Linked DNA regions of Homo sapiens: region 2 is linked to region 1. A link is an interaction called in ENCODE POLR2A ChIA-PET data of the cell type or tissue named here. Cell type or tissue: CD4-positive, alpha-beta T cell. All regions are shown on one strand.

Region 1 (8,000 bases):
GGCGTGATCTCGGCTCACTGCAGCCTCCACCTCCCCGGTTTAAGCAGTTCTCCTGTCTCAGCCTCCTAAGTAGCTGGAACTACAGGAGTCTGCCACCACGACCGGCTAATTTTTGTATTTTTAGTAGAGATGGGGTTTCACCTTGTTGGTCAGGCTGGTCTCGAACTCCTGATCAGGCTGTTCTCGAACTCCTGACCTCAGGTGATCCACCTGCCTCGATCTCTCAAAGTGCTGGGATTACAGGTGTGAGCCACTATGTGCGGCCTGTTTGCTTTTATAATCCAGATTTTTCACTGCTTTGCCTTCTTAGATCATTTGACTAGGAATAATATGGTCTCTGTTCCACTATCTTTATAGGGTTTGAGTTTTCAGGTCTCTCAGACCACATCACATGGTTTCCTATAAGTCCCTTGTGATTTCAGGAATAAAGATTCATCCTTGATTTATGAAATGATTTGTAAAATAGATTGTAATTAATTCCTGATGTGTACATGGAACCTCATGTGGACATCTAGAAAAGAGAATGGCAGTAGTAACCCAAAGATTTAGTAGCTTGCAGCATGTAAATCTGATAAGCGGCAAAAAAGTTAAATTCATAAGACTAGTTATGTAGCAGAAAAAAACATAAGATTCAAATTCAGAAGCCTGTGTTTTAAAGCTGTATTTTTGGCTAACTTGTTATGTGATCTCAGTTTCCTCACTTAGGAAATCATTGAGAAGCGACTCATGCATGTTCTACCACAAGCTTCCATGGATAAATAACTTTGAAACATTCCAGATAATACAACTTCAAACCTTTGTCTTTACTGAGTGAAAATGATTGCTGTAGAAGTCGTTCAGTCTTACGACTGGAGAGTCAAGCTCTAGGATATGTTGGTGGATCTGTTAACCAGTTGATTAAATCCTAGTAATATTTTATTTCAAATCTTTCTTCTTTGTTTTTCTTTTTCTTTTGAGACGGAGTCTCACTCTGTTGCCCAGGCTGGAGTGCAGTGGCACAATCTTAGCTCACAGCAACCTCCGCCTACTGGGTTCAAGTGATTCTCCTGCTTCAGCCTCCCGAGTAGCTGGGATTACAGGCTGGTCGAACTCCTGACCTCAGGTGATCCACCCGCCTCTGCCTCCCAAAGTGCTAGGATTACAGGCATTAGCCACCACGCCTTGCCTCTTCTTTTTAAATATAGGTATTTACAGCTATAAATTTCCCTCTGAGTACTGCTTTATCTGTACCTCATAAGTTTTAGTATGTCTTCATTTTCATTCATCTCAAAGTATTTTCTAATCTCCTTTAATTCGTTGGTTATATAGGAGTGTATAGTTTAATCTCCACTTGTTTATGGATTTCCCACATTTTTTTGTTACTGATTTCTAATTTCATTTCTTTGTAATTGGATAACATACTTTTAAATTTACTGAGCCATGTTTTATGGTTCAGAATATGGTATATCCTGGAGAGTGTCCTTGAGAAGAGTGTATATTCTGTTGTCATTAGGTGGAAGTTGCTATGGATGGATGTCTGGTTGGTTGGTTCCTAGGCCTGGTTGGTTCCTAGTGTTGTTCATGCCTTCTATTTCCTTGCTGATCTTCTGCCTCATTCTGTCCAGGATTGGTAGGTGGAGTATTGAAGTCTCCAGCTATTATTCTGGAGTTGTCTATTTCTCCTGTCAGCTCTGTCAGTTTTGCTTCATATATTTTGGGGTTCTGTTTTTAGGTGAAGATTTTCTCAAAGCAAGCAAAAGAAAACTCTTCTTATGTTACCCACTCTCAGAACTTCATTCAGCTTTAGTGTTTAAGAATTAAAACACTCTCTGAAAAAGTTTAGTTTTATAGTGGCTCCCTGACATTGATGGAGACATTTAGGCCATATTTACACAGGTAAAGAGAGATGAGGGATTGGTGGCTTTATTTAATCAATATATTAATTTTTTTTATTGTGGGCAGCTGGTAGGGTCCAATTGAGGCCAAACCAACATTAACTTCAGTAGCAGATGACTGGGAGCTTTGATTTACCCAGATCATTGTTTCGTCTCCACTATTCACTTACTCTGTGTAGACATGGACTAACTCAATACAAACATGTTCCATGGGAAAAAATATGCTTTTTATTTTTTTTAAGAAATAAGAATAAAATGCAATTTTCTTGTTGCTAAATCTCTGACTCTACAGCCCTTTCTGTGTGGAGGCCACGTGGCAAACTCCAGGTGCATCTGTCATACAGAAATTGCTTTTCCCCCCAAAATACAGAAATGTGAAATAAACCAATTTGGGCACAAGTAGTGTATGCTAGATTTACTTAGTATCTGTCAAACATCTCCATACACTCAATGTATTAGGACAAATCAAAGAGTTATAACTGTCTAGTTTCTGCACAAATACATATATAGTTTCTACTTAGACACTGATGCTACTGATTGATTATTTTTGCTAACAGTGCTATGGCCAAACACTTAATTTGTTCCTTTTCAGCAGTATTGTAAATTTGTTCTAGACATATGTCAGTGGGAAAATAGGGGGGCAGGGGGTTATCTACGCAAGCACCCATGCACACACACAGGTACATACACATATGCATCAAAAGATACTTCCTCACTTAAAGATGTTTAAAAGGGTATTTACTTTGACATGAAATAATTCTTCAGCCTTTTTATTATTGTTAAACATCTTTTGGTGTTTATGAGCAATAAAATAGTTTAGCCACGACTGTATATTCACTATGAATGAAACATGGTTTTTCAGAAGAGATTTTACATGTATGTTAAAGCCATTTTCTTTTCTTGTCATTTATGTGAATGGTCCATAGATTGGATTGCTAGTGGAAGAAGCCATGTGATTCTGTATCTTAACTTTCTCTCAGAGAGGAATTATCGTCTTTGTCATTTTGTTTCAATGTGCTACCTCCCTACCTGCTGGGTTTCCCAACAGCCGTCAGCTAACTATTCTTGTACCATACTGCTACCAGCATTCCTGGTTCACAAATATGAAGTAAACAGAAAATCTTGCTAATTTGAGCCCAGTAGGAACCTTAACGCTGTAATGAGGGACTAATTTTGAAAGCAGAGAGACATCTCTTACAAAATTAGAGCCCAATTTTTTAATGATCTTAAATAACTAATTGAGAGTAAGAATGGTATTTAAGAAAGAGTGAGACACTGATACGCTGAAGAGTTACAACAAGGAGAGGAGACTCCTCCAGGAGCCCTAGTAATTATACAGTCTTCCTTCGTTGCCACCAATGCTAATCTGAGTGTGGGAATGATAATGTACCTTAGAGGACAGGTTTGTGGTTGAAATGCTCTTGATAGATTTTGACAAATTAAACAGTGGTAAAGATGTTTGGAAGTTATCCAGGTCCTTACCATTATTTATGTCAGTGAACTAGAAATCAGTGGTTAATTTGCAGTTCTTATAATTTTTATGATACTTGTGTTGTTGTAAATTTAGCCGTGTGCGGCATCAACTCAGCAGGATACATTTTATGTTGTCAGCTACCTTTTGACATCATAATAGATTTCATTTGCCAAATCTTTCTCGATAGAATAAAATGTAAAAGAGAGCTGAAGAGAATATTTGGATCATATCCAGACACTAGTAAACATATGATGGACTTTCTGAGATCAGAAGGCTCAGATATGGAATAGGGGGAGAAATTAGACCCTGTTAGTGGTTTTCTTTTTCTTCTTTTTCCCCTTAAACCATCCTAGTGTTCTTTGCTAGATAGGCATCTTTTATCTTGACTCAAAGCTAGTGTGTTTCTTAGCGTGTGGTACCTTGCACAATTACCAAAGTATAATTTAGTTACTGCTTTTCCACACCTTTTAACCATTAATGCACCTTTGTTAGTGTCTTCTTTATTGCACTGGATCGCAAGTTCTGTAGTCCTATTTTTTTTCTCATTATGTTTTTATATCCATTATATTATTTTAAAGAAAAATATTGGCCAGGCATAGTGTCTCATGCCTGTAATCCCAGCACTTTGGGAGGCCGAGGCGGGTTCAGGAGTTCGAGACCATCCTGGCTTAATAGGGTGAAACCCCGCCTCTACGAAAAATACAAAAAAATTAGCTGGGCATGGTGGCGGGCCCCTGTAGTCCCAGCTACTTGGGAGGCTGGGGCAGGAGAATGGCATGGACCTGGGAGATGGAGCTTGCAGTGAGCCGAGATTGCCTGGGTGACAGAGTGAGACTCCGTCTCAAAGAAAAAATTTATACTCTCCTGGGATAATTAAAGACTCGGGTTGGAAAGGCATTTTGTAGTTAAGATGTTTTGTTTCTCCATCCTTTTTCTTTAGGTTATTCAAATCCGTCCCTCATAATTATCCACTTTCTATAACACTGACCCTTGTCCTGCTAATAACCGAAGAGGATTAGTGGACACCCCTGCCTTTGTACCTATTTGTTCTCTGAGATTCTTTGTTTTGACCTCTAAGTAATTTCTTTTTAGGCCCTCTGCTCTTTATGTAACACATGTTTTTGCAGATCTCACTTTGATCTGTGTGAACATATAGCCTCCCATTTCTCTTATGTCATTTATCCTGCTTAGAAACATTTTATGAGAGCATAAGCCATGCTTTCATTTTTTCCTTTCGTACACCTCTTTCGAATCTCTTCAGAGGAAATTCCTCCTTAATACTTACTATGAGCTCAGCAGCAGTACAGAGGTATGATGACTGTGACCTAAGGATGTCCAGCCCTGTGAAACGAGCGCTTCCTCGTCCTCCTTGTGTATAACGGAGGTACATATCTTGAGTCCCTTGTTTGGAGTGTCTGTCTGGCATGGATGCTGCTGCTCCACTCTGCCATAGCCTTCTCTGTTCCCAATGTCTAATAAATGTTTAATGATAATTGAAATGATTAGTTATCAATCCATAATGGAGAAGAGCTTATTAACCTTTTCTGATCACAGCTACATTATCCTTGAGATGAAAGTTTTTGCTACCATGTACCAGCAACTGGAAGTCAGATCCATTGGACTGATTGGGGTCCCTGCTGTGTCATGGCATAAAATGGTTTCATATCATTGATCAATCTTCTGGAAGGTATATGCCCTTTGTTATTACTTCAAAGAATAGCCAATATTTCTATATTTGAGATAATATATGTATAGCTATGTAATGTATTTGGGGGCCTGCACTTTCAATATTTTTATAAAGTAGAACAGTTATAGAAAACTACCCACCCACTCCCAACTATACACATGCTCGCGCACAGATCAGTTCTGAACCAGATGTCCTATTTCCATACTGTATAAAAGGTAGCCATTGTCTACTGAGCACTGCAGATGTGGCTAGTATAACTGAGGGACTAAATTTTACCTAATTTTAAATTTCCGTTTTAATAGCCATATGTGGCTACTGTATTAAGTTGCATTCATATATATGTATTTGTATATATTTACATAAAAATTGTTTTAAGGCAGGGAACCTTGCCACCCAAATCAAGAAATTGAACTTAGCCACCTTGAAGTTTCTCCTGTGTCCTGTTCCACTCACAGCCCTTTCCAAAAACAACTCATGTTTTTACTTTTATCATAATCATTTCCATTTGTTAATTATTTGATCACCTACATGTGCATCCTTAGACACCACAGTTTAATATTGTCCACTTTTTAAATGTTTGATATGTCTTTTAAGTTTCTTAATCTGAAGATTTCCTGTCTATGCCTTTCTTTTCTTTGTACTTTACCACCTTTCAGAGATCCCTGGCCCCCTGAGCTGTAGGGTTCCCCAGAGCCTGGAAGTTGCTGATTGCATCCTCAGTTCAACATGTCCCTCTGCCTTCTCTATCTCCTGCACATTGGCAAGCTGGATCCAGAGGCTCATGTTTGATCCCTTCAGCACAACTCTAGGTGGTGTTGTGTTCTTTCATTTGTGAGGGATATAATATCTTATTGTCTTCCTTTTTGTGATATTGACGGTCATTAATCCTTACTGCCTAGATCCATTAATTCACTGGGAGATGCAACACGGTGATATTCTAATTCTACTTACTAGCTGGGATGCTTTTGTAATTTTATTCTTCATCTACTCTTTAGTTACCCAGTGGTACTGTTCATTTAGGTAATACAGGATAAATGTCGAATTCTTTCCCTCTATTTACTAAGTTTCAAAATAATGAGTTGACTCGCTCTCCTTTTCTGAAAGTAACCATTAAATTTTCATGTTTTTATCGAACACATGGACACAGGGAGGGGAACCTCACACACTGGGGCCTATCGGGGGGTGGAGGGCAAGGGGAGGGAGAGCATTAGGACAAATACCTAATGCATGTGGGGCTTAAAATCTAGATGTCTGGTTGATAGGTGCAGCAAACCACCATGGCACACGTATACCTGTGTAACCTGCACATTCTGCACATGTATCCCAGAACTTACAGTAAAATAAAAATAAAATAAACTAAAAATTTTTTATGTTTTTATAAACTATAAATTTAAACATGTTAGTAGATTTCAATTTATTGCATTTTTTAAACTTTTATTGAAGATCAAATTGTCTGTCTTTCATGAGTGTAACTTCTTTGCATTCGCTCCTCTGTCCTTCTGATATGACCCTACGGTCTTTCATAGCTTCTTTGCTCCCTGCTATGACAGAATGTTTCAGACTCACCTTGTACCTTTTTTTTTTTTTTTTTTTTTTTTTTTTTTTTTGAGATGGAGTTTCGCTGTTATTGCCCAGGCTGGAGTGCAATGGCACGATCTTGGTCCACTGCAACCTCCGCCTCCGCCTCCACCCCCGCCTGAGTCTCCTACCTTAGCCTCCTGAGTAGCTGGAATTACAGGTGCACGCCAACAAGTCCAGCTAATTTTTGTATTATTTGTAGAGACGGGGTTTCACCACGTTGGCCAAGCTGGTCTCAAACTCCTGAACTCAGGTGATCCACCTGCCTCGGCCTCCCAAAGTGCTAAGATTATAAGCGTGAGCCACCACGCCTGGCCACCTTGTACATTTCTTACCTGAGAATTGAAATCAACCATTTATCTAGAAACCCATTTCTTTTAGTGGGAATTTGTGTTTCAAGACAATTATCTTAGCGCTAACAGTGCTCCTTGTTGTGAGTGTGTCCAGGCCTCATGAGTTCATCCTGATATTTCCATTTCATAATCAGGATTACAGGGCTTTTATTTAACCTCCTATTTATTACATCTTTATCTCCTTTCTTCCATGCTGACAGTTTTGGTTCTCGAGAACAAAGGGGATGGTAGCATTAGAATATCCCATAATTGCCCATCTGCTTATTTCTCTACCTTACACACAACAGTCTTAGAATAACAATACTAAATACTTCCACTACCAGTTATGATTAGCAAGAAGAGTAAACATTTTATTACATATGCTATCCCTAGTCTAACTCCATTATTATGTTTTTTTTTTTGAAGACAGGATATTGCTGTGTTGCCCAGGCTGGAGCGCCGTGGCACGATTATAGCTCACTGTAATTTCGAACTCCTGGGCTCAAGTGATCCTCCCACCTCAGCCTCTGTTGTAGCTGGGACTACAGGTATGTGCCACCATGCCTGGCTAATGATTTTTAATTTTTAATTTAATTTAATTTAATTTTTTTGTAGAGGTGGGGTCTCACTAGGTTTCCCAGGCTGATCTTGAACTCCTGGCCCCAAGTGATCCTCCCACCTTGGCTGCCCAAAGTGCTAGGATTACAAGTGTGAGCCACTCACTCTTTGCATTATTTTTTGATAGTTGTATTAGATTTGCATTTTCAGGACATTTAGCCATTTATATGATACTCTCCCCCTTTTAACTCTAACCCTATTGTACTTTTTAGTAATACAGGTATGTTCAGTGCTCAGTACCAGTTCTTCAGTCCTTATGTCAATGTCTGTAGTCATTTTGTCTAAACTTCATTTCTGTTAGATTTTTTGGAAAAGGCTCATGGGTACTGTATTCCCTGAATTCTTGAATTTTCGTAACAGTTTGCTGTGTTCTTTATACTTAAACCACAATCTTTACTGAATTAAAAATGTTGCCTCACATTTTTTCTTTGCATATC
Region 2 (8,000 bases), 140 kb before region 1:
TTAAGTTGGTTCAAGTAATGCACAGAAGCAAAGAGAAGGAAATTTCCATTCAGTTTATATGCAGGCTGCTGAGCTGCCTGTTGAGAATTGCCGTCATTTTATTCTGTCTTCAAGAAAAGTAAGCAATTAGTACATATAAGCTATCATTTAGCTAATGTACATTTTAATTTTATTTCAATATGTTGCATATTATTATTTCTTTTGGTCATGAAAAGCAGAGTGCGGAAGAGTGACTGTGGTGAACACGTGAATTGTTACCCTCTTGGCCCGTAATAATAGGATGATACGGTTGACTTTGATTAAGGGTGACAAAATCAGCAGGCCCCCGAAACAGCAGGCCTGTTCTGATGGTGGCTTTTGGATTTTTCCCTACAGATATTCTATGTAGCACCATCCAATGGATTGGAATAGGCTCATGAGATAAAATCTTTTTATTCCTTCTGTATTCGATCAGATTTTAGTAATATTTATAACAAATAATTAGAGAGCTATTCATCAGGCACTTACTTTTCCTATGTTGGTTCAAGTATCACCTTGCTTATCTTATTGAACCTTAACAACATCTCTGTGTTCTAGGTATTATTCTGGTTTTAATGTTGAGAAGAGAGAAGGTTAGTGCATAAGTCACCTGCTCAGAATTGCATAGCAAGAGTGAGAAGTGGGTTTTATTCCAAGTTGGGCCAATTTCAAAACCTTTGTCTTAACCATGAGGACATGCTACTTCCTCATCTTTGAATAGATTCCGTGGTTCTTTAAGGTCTTTTTGATTTAGGCAGAGAAGATTTTGTAGTTTATACTTGTCTTTGTGAAAGAGGTGGAATCTGACTTATTTAAAACAGCAGCTTCATCTGCAAGATTTTTATAGAGGCAGCAATGTAAAAGGGAATGGCTTCCTCCAAAAATTTTCTCCAAAATATTCCTCACCTCCTGGCTTTTTCCTCAGTTGAAAAAAATCTCCCCAGAGTCATGCCACTGGATTCAACACTGCATTATTTCTGTGGTTCTTTTTTTTTTTTTTTTGATGGAGTCTCTTTGTTGTCTAAGCTGGAGTGGAGTGGTATGTGGTATGATCTTGGCTCACTGCAACCTCTGCCTCCCAGGTTCAAGCGATTCTCCTGCCTCAGCCTCCCTAGTAGCTGGGATTAAAGGTACACGCCATCACACCTGGCTAATTTTTGTATTTTTAGTAGAGATGGGGTTTCACCATGTTGGCCAGGCTGGTCTTGAACTCCTGACCTCAGGTGATCTGCCCGCCTTGGCCTCCCAAAGTGCTGGGATTACAGGCGTGAGCCATCGCTTCCAGCCTCAGTTATTATTCAGGGAACTTTTTTCTCCCTGTTTTAAAAAGTTGCATATTGAATTATCTAAGAGTGAAATGACATGTCAGTTGCAAGTTCCTTTATGAATCTTCAGAAAATAAGAAAAAATGTTGGGGCAGAAGCTTGATAAATCTAGAATCTAGGTGATGGATATAAGGGGGTTTACTATTTTCTCTACTTTTAAATATTTTTGACCACTTTTATTGTATAAAAGGGATATTGGGGAGATGAGAGGCTTATCTAGCTCACTGTCTAATCTAGTCGTTGATAAACCAATCACAGGCAGGATAGAACCAGGCCTCTGCACCCCTGTCCTCTACCCAACACCTGCTGGCCCTCAGCTGCCAGTATAATTTAATTGATATGGGGTCTTAGGGCAAGGAGATGCTGACCTCATCAGCCCATTTTGTCCAGGAGTAATTTACTGGACAATACAGATACAATGTCTTTAACCTGACATACCAGCAGTCCCCAAGTAACTTATAAAATGATGGCAGTTGTCATAGTTGAGTATGTATGACATGCCAAGGGCTATAATACGTGTGTTATAGATTTTTATCTGTAATCTTCCTACGGGCAGTGTTTGGAGGGCTGTAGAGGAGACCTGAATTTAGGGCCCATCAGATTTTCTTCTTTACCTCCACGTTTTGTGTTTTTCAAAGTGTCATCTCAGCACTGCCTGGGAAGCGCATTAAATACAGACTTTCGGGCCCACACTGAGACACAGGCCCTTAGACTGGTTAGGGAGAGTGTGGTCTCTGAAGTTGAGTGGATAGCCTCAGGTCCTGGCCCCAGGACTCAATAATACCGTAACCCCGACCATGTCACAACTCCTTCCAAGCCTCAGTTTTCTCTTCTGCCAAATGGGGACAGTGGTGTCATCCACACTATTGGCTGTGAAAAGTCCTTAATACAGTGCTTGACACCTTGCAAATGTTAGATATATGCTGCTTGTAACTGTATTTGAACCTTTTTGAGACTTTGCCAATTTCCTGATAAAACCAAGAATATTGAGGATGTAGCAATGAATGCTCCAGGTGGCACTATTTGGTGGGTGAAATTTAAACCTTACATATCCTTGAAGTATGCTTTTTGTGATTATTAAAAGCATTTTAAAAATAAGTATTAGAGTTTTTACTTAGATGTTTGAAAAAGAATTCTGTCATCAAAGTGTATGAGAGTTGACAAGTGTAAATATGCAGTTAGACAGTTTCAAGGGACGTGTATTATTTACTGATCAATGTACTGTCTCCTTTGGAGCCATTACACTCAGTCATTTCCTGTCAATCTCTCCACGCTGTTATAATCAGACTATGGATATGCATATTAAAATATAAGAAAGTTATTGTGTATGTGTGGTGGCAGCTTTTTAATTGTTAATAATGTTGCTGCTTTAAAAAGGTATCAGGGTAGTTTACTCTTAGGATGGTTAATATTCTGCAGAATTGCATGAGAAATTAGGGGAACCAAAATTCGAGCTGGTGGATAATGAGGCCAATAGGTGGGTGTCTGTGCTTCTAGTCGTTGCCCCGGTTACAAAAAAATGAGCTTTTAATGGTGGTCCTAATATGGAGGTAGGTTCCTTCTGTTCTTTTTTCAAATTTTTATTTATTTTTATTTTTTTTTACTACTGTGTTTTTAGGAAAACTTTTGTAATTAAAAAAAAGTTCGTGTATGTGTGTGATGGTGGGAGGCTCAGTCTAATTTCTGCCTGTAACAGGGATCAGCGAATCTTTTCTGTAAAGAGCCAGATAGTAAACATTTTAGGCTTTGCAAGCCACCTGGTCTGTTACAACTATTTACCTTTGTCCCCTCTAAGCAGCCATGGATGGTATGTAAATGAAGGGGTGTGGCTGTGTTCCAGTACAATTTATTTACAGACGCCGAAATTAGAATTTCACATGATTTTCATGTGTCACTAAGTAGTAGTAGGATTTTCATTTTCCCCCAGCCCTTTAAGAGTAAAAACTAGCTCACTGGTGGCAGGTTGGATGTGGCCCACGCGCCTATAGTTTGCCAAGCCCCAGTCTGGAAGAAGATTGGGAAGTAGTGGCGAGGACCGGCCCTTTGTTCCCGCTCTCTGGTGTTTCTGCTCGCTCACTTGCTCTTCGGTTTCTGATGAAATAATAATGTCATCAGTTTTTATTTAATGCTTATCTTGAGACAGGCTGTTCTGCATAATTATTGATTTAGAGTACAATTTAGTGAGGTCCTTCCTTTACTTAATAAAAGACAAAAATATATCTAGATGTAAAAATGAGGTTCAAGGTGAAGAGTGAAATGAAAAGGGAAGACAAGTCAAAGAAGAAAAGTAGACTTTGAAAAGTGACGTAAGGCTGGGCGTGGTGGCTCACACCTGTAATCCCAGCACTTTGGGAGACCAGATGGGTGGATTGCTTGAGCTCAGGAGTTCGAGATCAGCCTGGGCAACATAGTGAGACCCCATCTCTACAAAAAATAAGAAAAAAAATTAGCCGGATGTGGTAGCTTGCACCTGTAGTCCCAGCTACATGGGAGGCTGAGGTGGGGGGGATAGTTTGAATCCTGGAGGTGGAGGTTGCCATGAGCTGAGATCATGCCACTACACTGCATCAAGCCTGGGTGACAGAGCCAGACGTTGGTCTAAAAAAAAAAAAAAGTGACATAAGAACTATAGTCTCTTCCTAACCAGTGTTATTAAAATGTGTTGTATATCTCACTAGTGGAGGAATTTAAGGTGAATTTTCTGCAAGACAGAAAATTTAAAAAAAAATTTTAAAGTTATGTATTATTAGGCCAGGTGTGGTGGCAGACGCCTGTAATCCCAGCACTTTGGTAGGCCAAGGTGGTTGGATCACCTGAGGTCAGGAGTTCCAGACCAGCCTGGTCAACATGGTGAAACCCCGTCTCTACTAAAAATAAAAAATCAGCTGGGCATGGTGGCGCACAGCTGTAATCCCAGTTACTTGGTAATCCCAGTTACCCTAACTGTAATCCCTGTTACTGCTGAGGCCGGAGAATTGCTTGAACCCAGGAGGCCGAGGTTGCAGTGAGCTGAGACCTCACCATTGTACTCCAGCCTGGGCGACTGAGCAAGACTCCGTCTCAAAAAAAAAAAAAAAAAAAGGTTATGTATTATTTTTAATAGTGTTATATATTAATTTGTAGCAAAAAATAAACTTAGCACTTCAAGTCTGGCTTCTCAGATGATATTGCTAATTATGACATTAATAAAAATGTGAGAAGCTTAAGGAAAACTATAAAGATTACTGTGCAAGTGGTACCTGGGTGCAGCAAAGCCCTTAGAGGTGGTATTGAAGGATTAGAAGTAGGAACTTTTCTTCTAAATGTTCCTTAATTTATCATGAGGGAAGACAGCAGGCGACATGTGCGTGTCAGCTGATTGCGTCTGAAGAAATCTCTGGAGGACAAGAGTGATCAGATGTGCATGTGAACACTCTGGAGAGAAGATGCTGCAAATCCTCCCTCCTCTCTTTGCTGGAGATTTAAATCTTTTGTGTCGTAAACAGGTGGAGGAAGTCAGGGCAGGGGAAACATGGGGAAGAGTGAATTTGTGGAGTGGGGCGTTTTCATAAAACGGAGGCCTAGGTAGAAAATAGCATCGAGTGAGAAAAGGTGTGCGAAGAAGGTTTGTGGGCATTATTCTCAAGGCGCCTTTAGAGTAAGGGATGGTGGAAGCCCCACCAAGAAGTAGAAATGAAATGGGTGTTTCTCAAGAAAGGTAAGAATAATCTAGAGGAATATTTCTTTATCAAGTATCATGATAAAACTGACTTGAATATGAAAGAGAAAAAGTTTCTGATTGTCACCAAGTCAGAATTTATGAACCAAAGTATTGTTTTTGGGGTTGGGGAATAAACATTCAGAAAAGACGACTGACTAAGATGCAAATATCATGATTTCACATAAATGTCCTTTGTAATAAAAAAGGTAGGAAGTGGGAGAGAGGAGACAACAAAGATAGGCTTGTGCTGAAAGCTTTGTAAATTATCTTTTTTGTTAAGTGAAAAATAAATGCATTCCAGGATCCAAGTTAAGATGTAGAACCTTTGATATGTAGTGAACATCTACATGTGGTAATAAGCATACAGGATGTTGGCCAGACAATTTGGGCTTTAATCCTGGTTCTGCCACCTACCAACAGTATAATCTTGGGTAGGTCATATCTCTCTGTGCCTCAGTTTCCTCACCTTTAAAATAATAGTACCTAACTCATAGGTGATCGTGGGATTTAAATGAGTTAACACACATAAAGCATTAGAAAAGAGTTAGCACATGGTAAATTTTTGTAAATTACAGCCAGCTGTTAGCCCCAAAGTTTGTCCTAAGCAAAATATTTGGTTTGTGATCATTACAGCAAAGTTGCCCTCATTTCTCTAGGATGTGAACTTTTTTGTATATATATGTATGTGTATCTATCAATGTATTGTAGTGATATATGTCATGCACATTCAAAGACAGACATTCTGTGCTCAAAAAAAGAATGAAGGATATTGCCTGCCCTTCCTTATACCTTGTGCCTCAGTGTTTGAGGCCTAATTACCACTACATGAACATCCACACTGCATTTGAACAACCTGAGAGATGGTGAATTTCTATCCTTGGGAAAGACCGATATATGTGTGGCCAGCTGTTAGGGCTAGGAAGTTCTTTCTTACACTGGACTCAAATCTACCATGCATGGGCTTCCCACTCTGGTTTGGTACCTTGGGATTCTAGAAAACCCATCTCTTCTACTTGACAAGCTATGAAAGATTTGAGGAGAGTTAGCAGATCTTCTTGAGCCCACTCCAGGCTAAAAATCTCTTGCTCCTTCAGCTGTTCGTCTTTTGCTTCAATTTTGAGTGCCCTGTGACCATGTGCATTGTTTCCCACAGCACCAATAGTCATAGAGATATGTTTTATTGATGTGTCCACATTTAGATATAATTCACTTAAGGGCACTTCTTTTTGACAAAACTATCTCCATCATTTGGGAACGAAACATTGTGACTGTTCTTAACCTACTTCCTAAATTCGAAATCTGAGAAGCTGGCACATAAAGAATTATAAATTGTCTCTTGAAACTTTAGTATGCTGGAATAGGCTTTTCTTCATTTCAAGCCAGGTAACTGTGTAGAAGTAAAGGTGGTAATTCCAGTTCTAGTACCTGCAGTAGCAGCATACTGTGTGCCAGACACTCGGCTCAGTCCTTTGGTTGCAGTAGATCATTTAAGCTTCATGATCACGAGTCTGTTCCTGTTTAGTTTTGGGGTTTTTTGTTTGTTTGTTTGTTTGTTTTCTTGAGACAGAGTCTTGCTTTGTCACCCAGGCTAGAGTGCAGTGGCGCGATCTTCTCTTACTCTGCCTCCCGGGGTCAACCAATTCTTCTGCGTTAGCCTCCTGAGTAGCTGGGATTACAGGTGCGTGGCACCACGCCCAGCTAATTTTTGTATTTTTAGTAGAGACAGGGTTTCCCCATGTTGGTCAGGCTGGTGTCGAACTCCTGACCTCGTGATCTGCCTGCCTAATCCTCCCAAAGTGCTGGGATTACAGGCGTGAGCCACCGTACCCAGCCTGTTTCTGTTTTTATTTCTATTTCCAGATGATGAAAGCAGTGGTAGGGTAAAGTTGGAGACTTCGGTTAGAAAAGCTCAAGAGGAGGATTTTTTGGTAAACATAACCAAGATTAGTTGTTCATGTGTCCTTAATCCTTATAATTTTTCTGTTCTGTCTACCCAAGAAATGATGTAGTTTATGGTCTTTTGCTTTATCTTTTTTTTTCTTTTCTTTTCTTTTCTTTTTTTTTTTTTTGAGATGATGTTTTGCTCTTGTTTCCGAGGCTGGAGCACAATGGTGTGATCTCAGCTCATTGCAGCCTCCACCTCCTGGGTTCAAGTGATTCTCCTGCCTCAGCCTCCTGAGTAGCTGGGATTACAGGCGTCCGCCACCACGCCTGGCTAATTTTTGTATTTTTAGTAGAGACGGAGTTTCAACATGTTGGTCAGGATGGTCTTGAACTCCTGACCTCAGGTGATCCACCTGCCCCAATAGTCATAGAGATATATTTTATTGATGTGTCCACATTTAGATATAATTCACTTAAGGGTACTTCTTTTTGACAAACCTATCTCCATCATTTGGAAACGAAACAGTGACTGTTCTTAACCTACTTCCTAAATTCTAAATCTGAGAAGCTGGCACATAAAGAATTATAAATTGTCTCTTGAAACTTTAGTATGCTGGAATAGGCTTTTCTTCATTTTAAGCCAGGTAACTGTGTAGAAGTAAAGGTGGTAACTCCCCAGTCCCAGAGTGCTGGGATTACAGGTGTGACCACCACGCCCAGCCCTATCCTTTGTTTTAATGCATATAAATTGTGCAAGTGACGTAAAAGTTACCCCCTCCCCCTTTTGGGATAGTCTGCTTTTATTCCATTGAAACTATTCAAGCTAATTTTGAGTTAAAGATACTGCTATTCTCAATGTGCCAGAGCCCACACACACAACACTGGGGATGGTGTACTTCATTTTCTTTCAGCTTTCTCCAAGTGACTTTCCCTCCCCCCCTCCTTTCAACAAGATTCTCAGAGAGGAAGCCAATCACAATGTTACTGGGCATGGGTATCTTGAGGGATGGCTGGGTGCCTTCTATGAGACTTAACACATTTCCTGAACATGGTGCCTCACCATGGCAACAGCC

Evidence for each region. Peaks named below come from ENCODE experiments on the same cell type or tissue, not always from the same donor. Only the 100,000 strongest peaks of a DNase experiment are listed, where the experiment ranks them.
Region 2: POLR2A ChIA-PET joins it to region 1 with 14 read pairs; 3 of 35 experiments call an interaction of 5 or more read pairs at or near these places.

Annotation. Positions count from the first base shown.
Region 1 is chr3:71,334,653-71,342,652 of GRCh38, reverse strand. The region is part of intron 4 of FOXP1 (forkhead box P1); the gene reads left to right. It overlaps LOC124906248 (a long non-coding RNA gene), which reads right to left and starts at 4,723. Exons shown (of 4, transcript XR_007095957.1): 1 at 4,634-4,723. In CD4-positive, alpha-beta T cell, no CTCF peak of the experiment used is centred here; no DNase peak of the experiment used is centred here.
Region 2 is chr3:71,478,792-71,486,791 of GRCh38, reverse strand. The region is part of intron 3 of FOXP1 (forkhead box P1); the gene reads left to right. Among named protein-coding and RNA genes, the nearest start is that of MIR1284, 59 kb to the left of the region's middle. In CD4-positive, alpha-beta T cell, no CTCF peak of the experiment used is centred here; a DNase peak (open chromatin) is centred at 7,991; H3K4me3 peaks cover 1,888 bases; H3K27ac peaks cover 2,266 bases.